2 separate regions of the Mus musculus genome follow, and region 2 is linked to region 1. The links are chromatin loops, found by intact Hi-C in ENCODE. Cell type or tissue: heart. All regions are shown on one strand. Links, peaks and the distances in the headings refer to the core of each region. The heading gives the core; the rest is flanking DNA. Region 1 has its middle 65 kb from the start of AU015836. Region 2 has its middle 58 kb from the start of AU015836.

Region 1 (8,229 bases), core at 1,866-6,865:
TGATTGAACCAACATGCATTCTCGTTTTCAGTGTAAAATAGTTTTGATCCACATTTTATTTTTAGGCATTCTGGTGGGTTTGTAGTGCTGTCTAGTGGTTTTAATTTGCATTTCACTGGTGGATAGTGACGTTGATCAGAGAGACAGATTGGATTTTCAGAAGTGTTGACAACATCTCATTGCACACAGTCTTACAATGTAACTTTGATATTTGTCCCACTGAGAGGTAGAGTTCATGTTCCCTCTATGAATTTTGTGATTATGGCAGAAATGATATGTTGCTTTTGAGACCAGGTCCTAAAAAAGCATTTTCTTCTCCTCTTCCCTCCTCCTCCTCTTTGTCTTCCTCCTCCTTCTTCTTCCTCCTCCTCCTTTTCTTCCTCTGCCCCTTTCTCTTCTTCTTCCTCCTCCTCTTCTTCTTTGACATCTTCTTGGGGATCTTGAGCATCCACGTAAGCAGTTAAAGTAACTTGAGGTCACCACGCTACAATGAAGCCCATGGTAGGCCATACAAAAAGGACATGCAATAATCAGAATGGTGGCTTACACTTGGAAGAGCTCTGTGAGTTCTAAGCTAGCCTGGTCTACCTAGCAATTCCAGGACATAGAGAGACCCTGTCTCACAAAACAAGACAGAACAGAATAGGACATGTGGAGAGCTCTTGAGACTAAGTAGGGAAAAATACCAGCCATTCTCCACTGTCCTGCCCTCCTTAGGCCCATCTCTAACCGCTATTTCATGAAATTAGGGAATAGGCTTAGGCATGACCCAAGACTTGATCATTTTAAGCTAGTGGGTCTCAGCATGGGGATGTCTTAGTCTCATGGCACATTTTGCACTATCTGGAAACATTACTTTTGGTAGTCATAACTTGGGATGGAGAATGTTGCTGATGTATAGTGGACAGAGACTAGGAACTCTGCTAAAGATCCCACATGCCACAGGACAGCCCCACATGACAAGAAATTATCTGGGTCCTAGGGGCTGGAGTGATGGTTCGATACTTAAAAGCACTGGATGGTCTTAAGGAGGACCTGTGTTCAATTTCCAGCACTCACATGGCAGCTCACAAACCTCTGTAACCCCTCTTCCAGGGGATCTGACACCTTCACACAGACACACATGTGCTCAAAACACTAGTGCACATAAAATAAAAATAAATTCTTTTAAAAAGAGAAATTGCCAGGCAGTGGTGGTTCATGTCTTTAATCCCAGCACTTGGGAGGCAGAGTCAGGTGGATTTCTGAGTTCAAGACCAGCCTGGTCTACAGAGTGAGTTCCAGGATATCCAGGGCTACACAGAGAAACCCTGTCTTGAAAAACCAACCAAACAAACAAATAAATAAATAAACAAATAGAAATTATCTGGTTCCCAAATGTCTGTTGCATGAATGTTGAGAAATTCTAGTTTAATTCACATAATCCACTAAATTTGACATGTAACAACAGTAGGAGGAGCAAACACACAGGCAGAGATGGACATATGAAAAAATATGAATAGTTCAAAGATATCTGGGTGGCTGGGTGGTGGTGGCGCACGCCTTTAATCCCAGCACTTGGGAGGCAGAGGCAAGCAGATTTCTGAGTTCAAGTCCAGCCTGGTCTACAAAGTGAGTTCCAGGACAGCCAGGACTACATAGAGAAACCCTGTCTCAAAAAACCAAAACCAAAACAAAAACAAAACAAAAAAACAAAAACAAAAACAAAGACATCTGGGAAGGTCAGGATGCTAGGCTGAAGGGCCGAGTACTCACCTAACAGGGATGCTCTAACCATACACTACCACATCATTTGTGAACTCCACCAGGTACTGGACACAGACCCATGACTCGAACCCGTGATGCTGAGGACCAGATTTGGAGCTCTGGATGGCAGATGCCAATGCTACCCTTGCTAGAAAGTATAGAGTGCAGTCCGTGCATTTCCCACTCCTTTCCATTTCTCACTCTTGAGTCAGATGCTCAGTGGATGAGCCCTAGATTGTATGTGAAGTCTGCAAGTGAAACAAGAAAGAGGGTCTTCTGACTTCTAGCAGGGAGGCAAGAGTAAAGAGGGGCATTCCAAAGGTGCACAGAAGCTAGGATCATTAGCAGAATCCCCTGACAGTATGTTGTAAGACACTTGCTAGAAGCAGAATTTATCATGCCTACAGAGTAACAGGTGGGACTGACTTTATAACAGTTTACTAACTCTTCCATGAGCACATTTGGATTATTTTTAGTTTTTTTCTTTAAACTTAAGCAAATTGATAGAGTGCTTGCCTAGCTAGCATGCACAAGACTCTGTTCCATGCCCAGCACCACAAAACCAGTGTCTTTGTTGCTTTTCTGTTGCTGTGATAAGACACTGTGACCAAGGTAACTTAAAGAAGAGAGTTTATTTGGCGTTTACAGAGGGTTGCTGTAGAACTCACATCTCCATCAACAAGCACAAGGGGGTGGAGAGAGAGAGAGAGAGAGAGAGAGAGAGAGAGAGAGAGAGAGAGAGAGAGAGAGAGACGAGAACTATGAATCACAAAGCAGCCCACTTCCAGTGACACATCTCCCCTAACAGGGTGAGCCTCCTAATCCTTCCCAACTGGAAAGTTAGTTCCACTAACTGGGGATCAATTTTCAAGTACATGGGGACCATTCTCATTCAGACCACCACAGCTGGGCATGGTAATGCATTCCTGTAACCTTAGCACTGGGGCACTCGGCAAAAGGATCAGAACTGCAAGGTCATCCTTGGCTATTGTGCTGGCTAGTCTTAATGTCAACCTGACACACGAACTAGAGTCATCTGAAAGGAAGGAACCTCAGCTGAGAAAATGCCTCCGTAAGATCTGGCTGTAAGGCATTTTTAAAAATTACGGGGCAGTGGGGCATGGGCCTGGTCCGTGGTGGGCGGTGCCACCCCTTGGCTAGTGGTTCTGTGTTCTTTAAGAAAGCAGGCTGAGGGGGCTGGAGAGATGGCTCAGCGGTTAAGAGCACTGACTGCTTTTCCAAAGGTTTTGAGTTCAAATCTCAGCAACCACATGGTGGCTCACAACCATCTGTAATGAGATCTGACGCCCTCTTCTGGGGTGTCTGAAGACAGCTACAGTGTACTTAGATATAATAACAAATAAATCTTAAAAAAAAAAAAAAGGAAAAGTAAGCAGGCTGAGCAAACCATGGGAAGTAAGCCAGTAAGCAGCATCCCTCCATGGCCTCTGCATCAGCTCCTGCCTCCAGGTTCCTACACTGTTTCAGTGCCTGTCCTGACTTCCTTCAGTGATGAACAGTGCTGTGGAAGTGTAAGCCAAATTAACCCTTTCCTCTCCAACTTGCTTTGGTCATGGTGGTTTGTTACAGAAAATTTGAGGCCAGCCTACAAGACACTGTCTAAAACAAAACAAAAACCTTAGACGAAATGATACTGATGTTATCTATCTAGAGCCAGAGAAATTCACCTTAAGTGTGGTAGCATATACTTGCAATTTCGGCTACTTAGAAAGTTCAGAAAGGAACACTGTGAGTTTGAGGCCACCCTGGGTAGTATAGTGAGACCCTGTCATCTTTTTCAAAAGATAGGGATTCACTATGTATACCTGGCTGTCCTGGAAATCACTATGTAGAAAAGGCTGGCCTTAAATTCACAGACACCTTCCTGCCTCTGCCTTCTGAGTGTCAGGATTAAAGGAATGAGCCACCATGCCCAGCTCTTGTCACACAACAACAACAACAACGACAACAACAACAGAAATTCAAATTAAATAAACTTTAAAAGGAAATTTTAGGACTAGTCAGGTGGTTTCAGGGGTTAAGAGCACTGGCTGGTCTCCAGAGGACATGGGTTCAAGGCTCAGCACCTGCAGCTCCATGGGCTCTAACGTCCTCTGCTGGTCTTTACAGACACTACATGCACATGGCACATAACACATAAAGGCAAAAAATAAAGATACACAATGAAAACAGATAAACCTTTAAATAAGAGAAAAAGTGATTTTATTTTGGAGATTATAACCTAAAAGAAATAACTACTCCAGCTTATCATACAGAAATATTCCCTATGCTATTAGTTATGACTAGTGAAAACTGGAAATAGCTTAAGCATATAAAACAAGAAATAACCAATTTGGGATATGATAACAAACTTGTAAGATTTTCTGAGATGCTATTACTTCCAAATATTGGCATTATCTGCATCATCTGCCTGGTAGCCTGATAACCTGAGTGTGACTCCTGTGACCCATGTGGTGTACGAAGAAAACAGATTCCAGCAAGTTGTCTTCTGATACACACACACACACACATTTTAAAAGCTCCAATTATACTGCTTATAACAGTGTAAAATTTAGTATTTGCATTCCAAAGCTCGTAAACTTTCTTCTCAGTTTGGTTTGTAAAGTTTTTTAGAAGAGAAAAATATAAGGAAATTGGTTTCCCTTTCATTTTAACAGGTTTCGTCTATCTTGCAGCAAGTGGACGAGCTTCCCCAATAGGTGGCAGTACGGGATAAGAGCAGGTAGAAAGTTAGCCAGGCAGCGCCTCGAAGCCCTGCTTCACAAACATTCGCCGGAATTGTAATGATCTTGCTAAAACAAAGCCTGTTGGGCCCTGCATTCAGAGTTTTTGAGTTAGGAAGTGTCTTAGCCTGTTTGTGCTGCTATAACAAAATACCCGACAGTGGGTAATTCAAAGAGAAGTGACGAAAACGAGGCCCAGTAAATGAACTGAGCAAAGGTCATGTGAACGTACAGAGACTGAAGCAGCAAGCACAGGCTCCTCTGCCTATATATCATGGCTTCCAGTTGTTGTTGTTGTTTTTGAAATTCCTAAGTGTGTGAATGAGTGGGTCTGATGTGTGTGTGTGTGTGTGTGTGTGAGAGAGAGAGAGAGAGAGAGAGAGAGAGAGAGAGAGAGAGAGAATTCATGTTGTAGGTCAGAAGACAACTTTGTGGAATCGATTCTCTTCTACCACCTTTTGTAGGTTCTGGAGATAAAACTCAGGTTGCCAGCAAGTGCTTTTACCAATTTCCCTGTCACCCCATCCATTTTTGAGACAGGGTCTTGAACTTGTGATTGTCTTGCCTCAGTCTCCCAAGTGGTGCGATTATAGGCACATACCACCATGCCTGACCTTTATGTGAATTTGTGAGAGAGCATATTCAAATCATAACAGTGGGTTTTGGATCGGACTACCTTCCCAGGTGAAACTGATGCCATGAGGTGGGGGCACCCTTGAAAGGCACACTTCATGGAGAACATAGGATGTCTCTCTTTCCTCATTGCACCATCACACTGCCATTCTCACCCCAAGTCTGTTTGTTTTTGAGACAGTGTCTCTCTACATAGCCCTGGCTATCCTGGAACTCACTATATAGACTAGGGTGGCCTTCAACTCAGAGGTCTGCCTGCCTCTGCCTCCTGAGTGCTGGGATTAAAGGCACAAACCATTTCTGACATACTGCTTTCGCTGGTTTTGTGTGTCAACCTGACATAAGTTAGAACCATCAGAGAGGAAGGAGCCTCCATTGAGGAAATGCTGTTGAGCCAAATGAGATCCAGCTGTCAGGCATTTTCTCAATTATTGATCAACAAGGGAGGTCCCTGCCCATGGTGGGTGTTATCTACCTGGGCTGGTGTTCTCAGATTGTATAAGAGAGCAGGCTGAGCAAGCCATGAGGAGCAAGCCAGTAAGTTGCACTCCTCCATGGCCTCTGTACTAGCTTCTGCCTCCAGGTTCCTGCTCTGAGTTCCTGCCCTGACTTCCTTCAGTAATGAACTCCAATGTGGAAGTGTAAGCAAAATAAGCCCTTTCCTCCCTAACTTGCTTTTTTGGTCATGGTGTTTTGTCACAGCAATAGAAACCCTGACTAAGACACATACTCATCCCGTTTTGATAGAGGAGCTAGAACAGCCATTCAGAGACTGGGGCACTTTTTATGGTTCGAATCTGAGCTGTTCCTTCACATGTGAACACTTGCTCCTCAGTTGATGGCACTGTTTTGGAAAGCTATGGACACTTTAGAGGTAGAACCCAGCTGGCAAAGTCATTAGAGGTGGGACTTTGAAGGTTATAGTCTTTCCTGGTTCTGCCCTGTGTTCTTGGCTACCTGGTCCTGGCCATAAAAACAGCTTTCTCTGCTTCATTCTCTTTTTGTTTTTAAATATTTATTTATTGCATCTAAATACACTGTAGCTGTCTTCAGACACACCAGAAGAGGGCATCAGATCCCATTATAGATGGATGTTAGCCACCATGTGGTTGCTGGGATTTGAACTCAGGACCTCTGGAAGAGCAGTCACTGCTCTTAACTGCTGAGCCATCTCTCCAGCCCTCTGCTTCATTCTTGAGGTTCAAATTATAAGCTCTCAGCATTCAGTACCCATCACTATGCCTGTTGCCTTTTGTCATACCTTCCCATCATGATGGACTCCTAAAGTCCAGAACTGTAAGCACAAATAAACTCTTTCCTCTGTAAGGTGCTTTAAGAGTCACTGTCTTGGGGCTAGTGAGATGGCTCAGTGGGTAACAGCTTCCGAAGGTCCTGAGTTCAAATCTCAGCACCTACATGGTGACTCACAACCACCCGTAATGAGATTTGACTCTTTCTTCTGGAGTGTCTGAAGACAACTACAGTGTACTTATGTATAATAATAAATAAATCTTTGGGCCAGAACGAGTGGGGCCAGCCAGAGCGAGCAGAGGTCCTAAAATTCAATTCCCAACAACCACATGAAGGCTCACAACCATCTGTGCAGCTATAGTGTACTCACATACATAAAATAAATAAACAAATCTTTACAAATAAAAGAGTCATAGTGTTTTATCACAGTCACAGAAAAGTAATTAACCACTCCCCCTCACCACAATAATCGCGTTGAAACCATGAACCTAAATAACCATTTCTCTTCTGTCAGTTATTTTGGTCATAGCAACACAAAAATCAGGGACACAGACACTGCACAGACCAATGTTTCTTCTGGCAGCCTGATCTTCCATAGCCCCTTTGATCTGAAGGAAGCAAATGAACAAGATAGAGGGGAATCCCTTTCCCCCACTGCCTCCTGGAGGCACTCCCAGGCCTCACTGTGAGGCCCATCGCTGGGGAACTTGTATCCTGCAAACATCTGGGAGTCTGGTCTGCCTTCCCCTCCATTTGGGGCGGGGCACATGGATTTTACTGGGAACTGGGGGAAGCCTTTAATAAATGCAGGCAAAGCCCAGCGGTTTGTTCTCTCTCTGTCCCCTCAAGCTTTCCTCATTTTCTCTCCTTCCTGCGTCCTAGCAGCTCACCTTGCCCTACTTAACAAGGGTGAATGACATTTATGCTCCTGACCAGGAAGCGCACGTAGTACTTGTGTGCTAAATTCCATCCCTTGTCCTGAATCCCTGCTGTGCTCCTGTTTACGGGACCACTCCCATCAGCACATGGGTGTGCTGTTAATGCTTCTATGTCTAACCGTATGGTCCTTTCTGTTGTTCACCACCTCTGATTTTTCCGTTTCTTATTCTTCCATGAGCCCTGATTAGATTTTGCCCTGATACTTCAAGCTATAAACAGACTTGGACCTCCTACCAGGACATTCCTCTCTTCCTGGGACTGTTACTGTGCTTATTCAAGCCACTCACCTGGATCTCTGAAATACACCTCACCCCACCAAATTGTCTTTGCTTCTGTTCTTGACCACCTGTAGTTCCTTCTCTTAAAACTTCCTTTACTTTTATTTGTGTGCACGTGTGCATCTGTGTGAGAGTGTGTTAACCACAGTGCATGTGTGGAGGCCAGAGAACAATGTCCCAGTCCTAGGAATTGAATTCAGGTCATCAGTCTTGGTGATAAGTGCCTTTACTCACGGAGCCATCTTGAAGGCTCCTTATCCTGACCCATGGGACCTAGTTATTCGGGGGTCGAGGGGGGTCAAGCCTGAAGAGAAACAGGCAGAAGCAAGCGGCAGCCAGTCGGGGATTATGGTAAAGAGCCTCCTCCTCCAAGGTGGCTGTGTCCCCTGGATCTAAGGGCTCTTTGGCTGGGGGTCTTTTAAAGACCAGATTAATTAAAGGCATATCAGAAGGAGATGGGCCCATCGGGAGGGGAGGATAAAGAGAAGCCAAGGGATTGGGTGGCGGGGCCTCAGATATGTCTATAATGACCGAGGAAGGTTTTGAAGGGTTCCTTTTGGAGGAAAGAGAGGTCACTGAGGCCCCCTGAGACAAGGGGCGGAGACAATATTCAGCGACTGACAAAAGTTGCTGTTTAT
Region 2 (8,229 bases), core at 1,716-6,715, 120 kb after region 1:
GGAAATTCATGAAGATTCAATGAAAAGTTTAAAAATAAGGTAGATGGTATCTGGAAGAGACAGCTGAGGTTACCCCAATGTCCATGTTCCTCCAACTCCCAATACATATACACACATATAAAAATACATGATGTAAATTTAGATTTGTAGAAAACTTACAGCAGATCCAGGAGGCTGGGGAAATGGCTCAGTGGCTAAGAGTGCTTGCAGCATTTCCAGAGGACCCACATTATTTTCCCAGAGTCTTTGTCAGGTGGCTTACGACTACCATAATCATGGCTCCAGGGGACCCAACTCCCTTCTCACTTCTTCAGTATCTGCATGCATACACACAGGCACACATGTACACATAAATAAATAATGAATCTGTTTAAAATGCAGATTCATTTCTCAAGTGCACTCATATTTTTTCTGGTAAGTGAATCAAGTACCAATTTTTAAATTTTATTTTATTTTATTTTATTTTATTTTATTTTATTTTATTTTATTTTATTGTGAGATAGGTTCTCTCCTCCTAGCCCTGTTTGTCCGGGTACTCCCTCTGTAAACCAGGCTGGCTTCAAACTCAGAGATCTGCCTGCCTCTGCTTCTCGAGTACTGGGATTAAAGGTTTGTACCACCATGCGTGGCAATTTTAAAATTTTAAAATAATTGTAGATAAACACATTTTAAATTTAGCTATTTTCACTAGCTGTCTTTTGAGTGCTTGGCCACATGTGGCTAGTGGGTTTTTTGTTTTGTTTTGCTGGGCAGTGTCACTGGCATCCTGGAGATGAGGGAGCAAAGTCAAATACAGAAACAGTCTCAAGCATGAATTGGATGCTAGAGCTTGACATTGGAGTTGATCATTAAGGATCACAGTAAGAGCAATGGTTCTATGCTTGGGTGACCTTGAAATCCTTACAGTCTGGGGTTACTTGGGCTGTGATCTGCAGAAATCGAGGGGCCCCAGAAGTGAACTAAGCAGGGTGAAAGAAAATGGTTTGGAAAAGCTCTGCACAACCATATGCAAAATGCCCAGGAAGGGGATTCTAACCATTCTAGCAGTTAACTAAAGCTCACAGATTTCATCTTCCCAGGAGCTTGGGAGCCTGGGGTGGTGGGGTTGGGGGAGACAGAGAGAAACAGAGAGATAGACAGAGTACTCCTGTTTATCTGTCTTCCAGGTTTCCAGTTCTTTCTACACAGCTGATACCAGATTAGTCATGAGTGGAGAGGTGGTGTTAAATAGGAGGTTAGCTCCAACCGCAGCAACATCTGTGTACTGCTTCTGATTTTATTAAGTATGTTACATTAATACAGTATAATATAGCAGATCTAAGGAACAACAAGCAGGCATTGATGAGGTTCCTGAAATGGTATAAAGATAATAGTGATGGTTAACTGATGATCCAGATATAAAGAAAGTGGCTGTGATAAACTCCAGATAAGCCAGTTTAGGACCTGCCAAAAACAGGATGGAAGGGAAAGTGGGAGAAAGTGGTCCATGCTGCTAGAGAGGTTAGATTAAAGCAACTTCAAGACTCCAAGGGAACATGCACAGAATACTCTTATCCTTTCCTTTACTGAATTTTCAACACCTTTAAGGGTACTTAAACACCTATGAATATTTTTGTATCTTATATATCTATTTGGACTGGATTCTGGGTAAAATGGGCTTCCAAGAAAAGCACACCCCTTTCCTGGAAGTGCTTACCATGGGAAAGGTACAAGGGAAGGGACAACAGGTAGTAGATTGATGCCAACCCCATGCGTGCTAGGATTGGGGTTTTGGTTGCTCATCTAGATCCACTTTTTTCCCATAAAGAGTTTGCTCATGCTTCCTTGCTTGATCAAATTAAACCCTCCCTCTGCTCGATCTATTACTGTGTCCTATCTGAATTCTTCTCTTTGGGGAGCACAAGAACCAAGATTGCTGCTGGGGTGGAGATCCAAGGAAACTGGAGACCTCCCCCATAGCAATAGAAGGTGGATTCTGGGTACAGGAACACTTATTATATTAGTTGGTCTACTTTCATATGCATTCAAATATATTGTACACACATATAGCTCTTTGAACAGCCGAGTATCTGAGGTTCTAAGAGCCTCATGAACAAACCTTTCCCCAACCCAGCCTTAACTTGCTGGACCCAAGCCCTTGACTTGCCCTTCTGTCTTGCACTCCCTGCCTTACAGGCAGGCAGCAAAGGGTGTTCGAGTTAATTGTTAAATTCAGTTCAACAAGTTCCTCATTAGGGACAAATTACCTGAGTTTGAAATCTGCTAATTTTCCAATCAGAGTGAGTGTTTGCACTTGTGATTTGGAAATAATTACCATATGGTAAAAGCAAAACCTATGTGGGGATTAAAGTAAAGGTGAGGGAGGACAGGGGCTTATTTTGAAGCCTTTCTTGGAGCCCACGTTAGCATATGCAGATTAGTTAAGGTGGCTTAGTGGTTGGCTGGGAAAGCTCACCTGTAGTGGTTTTGGGCAAAGGATGTTCACTTCTAGCACACCCCTTTCCTGGAAGTGCTTACCATGGGAAAGGTTCCTGAAAGATGACCATGGCCTTTGATGGAAGAGTAGTAGGGCTAGAATTGGGCCATGGGAAGAGAACCTTTTGAATTTAGCTATTTAATCTAAAACTACCCTTATATGCTCAACAGATTTGTTCTCAATCTGAGGCTTCTATGTGGGTGACAGGATGTTTCTTTGGGGGCAGAAGCAGCGAGTCTTCAAAGCCTCTGGATGATCTCATAGCATAGCAGGGAATTGGAAGGATTATGGAGAGAAATTGTCACAGTCTCAATTAGTACATCACTTCTGTTAACAGGTTTGGACATTCCCACCCCCACCTCCCCAGGAAAGAAAACCTTTGAAGTCATTTGTTAGCCAAGCCAGAAAATCTCCCCCTGACACACAGCTTCTGAAACCAGGAGCCAGGAGAATCCTGACGAGAGAAGGCCAAGGGAGGTGGAGCACAGGGGCCACCCTGGGCTACAGAATGAGACTGTCTCAACCCCACCCCACCCCGGAAATATAAAACAAAACAAAAACGAAAACCATAAAACAAAAACCAAACAATCCCCTCGAAAAAATGAATATAAGGAATGCTGACATGGCTAATCATCAATCCAGACTCAGTGATCGGAGCTCCAAGTTTGGTAGTGAATTTCCTGGACGCTCGGGTGCAGCAAAGAAACGTGAGCAGCCACACAGCTCCGCTCGCTCTCTCGTCAGAGAGAGGAAGAAGCAGAACTTCTCAAAGGACACGAGGATTCTCCTGGCTCCTGGTTTCAGAAGCTGTGTGTCAGGGGGAGATTTTCTTTTTGCCTTTTGCCATAGGCTTCTTCAGGTCTTTCTCCCAATAAAGATACGTAGGAACTGACAGCAAGCGTCCTAAGGGAAAGGTCCTTTTCCAGATCGGATGCTGTGACCCACCCCACCCCACCTCACCACACCCCCAGGCTCGCCTAGAACTTGTGATCATGCAGTTCTTGCTTCCTGCTTGCTGGGATTAGAAATGTAAACAACCTGGTCTGCCCTGTATTTATTTAGCTTTAAGCTGGGTTTCTCCTCTTCTGCGGCCACCCATAGGATAGCCCTGTGCTATTGCATACTGGGCCTCGGTGATGCCCGAGGTCCCTTTTCCACATTCTGAAAGCAATGGGTCAGGGGATTAGAGGGAAAGCCACGTTCTGGTTTTCAGCCATGTAGACCTCTCAGATCCACGAGGTAGCTCCAGTTCAGATATCTGTAGTCCACTAGGGGGCACCAGACTCCAGGTTCGCGCTCCCTGCAATCCCAGAGAGCATTTCCAAAGTTCACCCAACAATCCTCCCTAAAGCAGTCCCGATGGATCTCTGTAGTTCTGCTAGTCAGGGCGGGGAGCTAAACGCCAGCGTCCCCTTCCTGTAAGTCTCTCTCCCACCCCGAGCCACGACCATCGTGCTCTTCCACACACACACCGCGTAGTTTGGCAGCATCAAACAGCTGTGCAGGCCTCTGCCGGTCCCCCTCCCTTATAGCTCACTCCCTGCATGAGGAAGCAACCTCTCACCAGGAGCACAACAATGCCTCCCCTCTCTGTCCTCTAGTGTCAGCTGAGGTTGCAAAGGGGTGCTGGTGATGGAGGGAAGGGTTGGAAGAGAACAGCCGATTCCACTGTCTCTTCATAGTCTTCGAGAAACATGTTTGTAAGATGGTTTGCAGCCTTATGTGCACGAGAATGTGTACACACACACACAGACAGACAGAGACAGACAGAGATAGACAGACAGACAGAGACAGATGGACAGACACACACATACATACACAGAGACAGAGGCAGACAGAGATAGACACACACACAGATACAGAGAGACAGAGAGACAGAGACAGATGGACAGACACACACACATACATACACAGAGAGACAGAAGCAGAGACAGAGATAGACACACACATACATACACACACACATAAACACACACACACACACACACACACACAGAGAAAGAGAGAGAGAGAACTTGCAACGTCCGCACCTTTGTCTCCTAAGAAGACTTTGTCCTTCCAGTGGGAAGATACAGAAAGAAATCAGAAGCCTAAAGACAATGGGACAGTTTTTTCTACAATTTCTTTTCATTACACTTATTTGTGTGTGTGCACATGCATGAGTGTGCACGTGGGGATCAGAGAACCCCTTCTTCTACCATGTGGGTCATCAGGCCACTTTGGGTTATCTTCCTGGTTCTGGACAGTTTTGCGAAAGACTGTTTTTTGGCAATCTCAACTAAGAGTTTATTCAAGAGACTTCTATGTATGTTCTGTCTAAATTGTGTAAGAGCTTATGTGAATGTAGCTTTAAAGCAAATCCCTTAATGCCCTGCCTCCTTCACTGCAGGGTTGCTCTTGGAGCAGAAGTGGCCCCATATACAACTCTTGGCACTTCTTCCACTGGAGGGGAGAGGAGGAGAGTGAAGGTGATTTAAACAAATGTTACTTACAGCGATGTATCTCCTCAGGTTCTTTGAGAATCTAGATGTTTTAAAGCTATTACAGTAATTACTGTTAGAAAACTATGACTTTTGGAGCTTCCATTCTGGAGGTCTTTGTGGTTACCAGGAATGATAAGGTCCAGGGAAGAGAAGGAAGACAAGAGAGGGGGAAGGGAGAGGGGAGAAGGGAGGGAGGGAGGGAGAGAGAGAGAGGAGAGAGAGGAAGGAGAAAAATGAGAGAGGGAAGAGAGAGAGGGGACAGAGAGGGAAAGAGGGAGTGTGCTGGTTTTATGCTAATTTGGCACAAACTTAAGTCACCCATAAAAATCAGGCTGTAGGCAAGTCTGCAGAGCATTTTTTAAAATTAATGATTGATGTGCGAGGGCACAGCTTATTGTGGGTGGTGCCATTCAAGGGCTGTGGTCATTGGTTCTATAAGGAAGAAGGCTGGACAAGCCATGAGGAGCAAGCCAGTGAGCAGTTCCATGAGCTCTGCATCAGCTCCTGCCTTCACGTTCTTGCCTTGTTCAGTCTTCTGTCGTGACTTGTTCAATGATGAACAGTGATGTGGAAGTATAAGCCAAATAAACGTTTTTATCCCTAACTTACTTTTTAGCCGTGCTGTTTCATCTCAGTATCAGTATCCCTAACTTGGACAGGGAAGGAGAGAGGAAATAGAGAGGAGGGGAGGGAGGAAGAGAGAAAGAGGACAGATAGAAGGGGAGGGGGGAAGAGAGAGGAGAGAGAAGAGGAGAAGGAGGGGAGGGGGAGAGGGGAAAGTGACGGGAAGGAGGAGGGAGGAAGAGATTGGGTGAAAGAGAAAGAAGAGGGGAGAGAGATGGAGAGGGGGACAAGACAGAAAAGAGATAGGAGAGAGGGTGAGAGGAGAGAGAAGAATGTGTGTGTGTGTGTGTGTGTGTGTTTGTGTGTGTGTTTGTGTGTGTGTGTGTGTGTGTGTGTGTGTTGGGAGGGAAGGAGGGAGAGAGAGAGAGAGAGAGAGAGAGAGAGAGAGAGAGAGAGAGTATCCAGCATAGATGTTTCAGTGGTCTTAGTGTCCTAAAGTCCCTCTGGCCCTTCAGATGAGGGTTTGTATATTTCCTGCCTTGGCTTTTTTATTAGCTGATATAGAGGTCAAACTATTTCCTTGGAAACAAGATCCTGTAGAATCCAGTAATTCCTAAATACCCTCGATGTCTAAGTTTTCTTGGTAAAGGGAAAGGAGAGGTAGGTGACACATGGTCTTCATTCAGTTTCCCCTTCCTTTGAATAGGTGCACTTCTAAGTATTAGACTGACGACCGCACAATTGGACTTTCTTTTTGAATGAATACCTTTTACCTATATCGGCTAAGAATTTCAGGAGTGCCTTAGTTCTTTCTTGGGGATCTTTTTCTCTGGGTTCACAAAAATAGAAGTTGCCTACAATTTGGAGAACTTAGGTTTGAGGGTTGGAAAAGGGGAACAGGTCCCTAGATAAGGCCTGGCAAAATAAATGAGGACTCTCCCTGAATCCCTTGGGTAGGACTATCAGGTGAATTGGGTAACCTGGGAGGCTAGGCCTTCAAAACCAAATAGGTATTAGGACTCAGGGTGTAAAAAGGAGAAAGAAAAACACATTGTTCAAGTGCAATAGTGGCATTATGTTCTGGGGACTAAGCAACAGCTGCCTGATTGGACTTAAGCCCACCAAGTGAGAGTTACTCATGCTTAGTACTCGGAACTGAGCCAACTTACTCGTGACTGGTACTCATGCTTAGTACTCGGAACTGAGCCAACTTACTCGTGACTGGCCATGGAACCTAGAGAACTACTACTGCCACACTTTCCTAAGTCATAATTTCCAACTGCAGTCTAAATACTGATTCTTATATCCACAGATAAGCTCTCGCCTGTTATCAAAGACGCTTCTTTTTGTAGCAGGCATTAAACCATTACAGAGCCATAAATGATCAAAAATTCAGTGCACATCAGAACCCTATACACAGAAGGCCCAGGGAACATCTCAGACAAGAGGACATAAAATAAGAGACAATGGACTGGGGTGTCTGCTGTGAGATAGTATCTTCTATATATGACAGGGAAGGTATACCCATGAAATCTCAACGATATGGTTACCTAAACAACACCTGCATAATGATGACACCAAAATGTGAATGGGGGAATCTCAGAAGGCCACCCCCGTAGACGAAGAGGTACTGGCAATTAATGACTACAGATAGAGGGAAAACCATCTTTCTCCAGGGACAGGCCCCAAATATGTTATCCAATATAAACATATATACATTTGAGCAACATTAAATGAACTAGGCAGGTTGTATTTATATACGTACTCACTTATATGTGCATGTAACAATAGTTAAAGGAAAAGAGGCCATGAATTTGAGGAGGAGTAGCAGATTGAAGAGAGAAGTGAGGGATTAGTGATGTAAATACAGTACATATATATGAAGTTCAAAAAACAAATGTAAAGGGTGATCTTTTTAAATATAAAACAGTAAACCTTGGAATCCCCTAGGGTCTGAGGCAAGAGAGCATATAGGTTGGAGACCACAGGTGAAGTGGTGTTAAGCTTCATTAATAATTCTGAGGTCTTGGTCTAGCTGTTGTTTTAGACTGGCTATGAGTTTGTCTTACAATATATTCTGGATGTGGTTCCCACCCCCAACTCCTCCCAGATCCTCTGTACATCTCCAAATACCCAACCCTTTCTTGTCCTCTCTGTTTAGAAAACAAATAGGCAAAAAAGCTGATTTTTTAAAAAAGAGAAAGAGCAAGAAGCACCTACACAGAGACACATAAAAACAAAATCTATAAAAACACAAATTGGAAACTATAATATACAAGCAAAAGACCAATTGTCGGAACACAGTCCAAGAAAGGCGTTATATGAGGAGATTTCTGAGTACTTGTGAGAACACTCTAAGAACACAAAACAAGACTGTGACCTCAGTTCAAAAACACAAAGTTATTCTTAGAGTGTGTTTTTGTGCCCCTCCCAGGTGTAGCAGAAAGGAGCCTACTTCATATCATTCATTACAGCTGGCTATTGTTATTTGTTTATATGCTTCTATGAAAAAAAAACATATCCAGTAGGCATAGCTTGTCCTTTTGGTTCTACACTTTACTCACGTGACTCTCTTTTTTTTTTCTCTACACAAAGCTTTCCTTTTTCTTTCCTTTTTCTTTTCTTTTTTTTTAAATAGCCACTGCTCTTAAGATTTATTTATTTATTTATTATATGTAAGTACACTGTAGCTGTCTTCAGATACTC

What was found. Peaks named below come from ENCODE experiments on the same cell type or tissue, not always from the same donor. Only the 100,000 strongest peaks of a DNase experiment are listed, where the experiment ranks them.
Region 2: it touches region 1 in a loop (3-fold over the local background); 4 of 42 quality-filtered maps call a loop at or near these places.

The regions. Positions count from the first base shown.
Region 1 is chrX:94,029,391-94,037,619 of GRCm38, reverse strand. No RefSeq gene overlaps it. Among named protein-coding and RNA genes, the nearest start is that of AU015836, 65 kb to the right of the region's middle. In heart, for the core only: a CTCF peak has its summit at 4,465 (motif pointing right); no DNase peak of the experiment used is centred there; H3K27me3 peaks cover 873 bases.
Region 2 is chrX:93,906,930-93,915,158 of GRCm38, reverse strand. No RefSeq gene overlaps it. Among named protein-coding and RNA genes, the nearest start is that of AU015836, 58 kb to the left of the region's middle. In heart, for the core only: a CTCF peak has its summit at 3,749 (motif pointing right); no DNase peak of the experiment used is centred there; H3K4me3 peaks cover 445 bases; H3K27ac peaks cover 353 bases; H3K27me3 peaks cover 571 bases.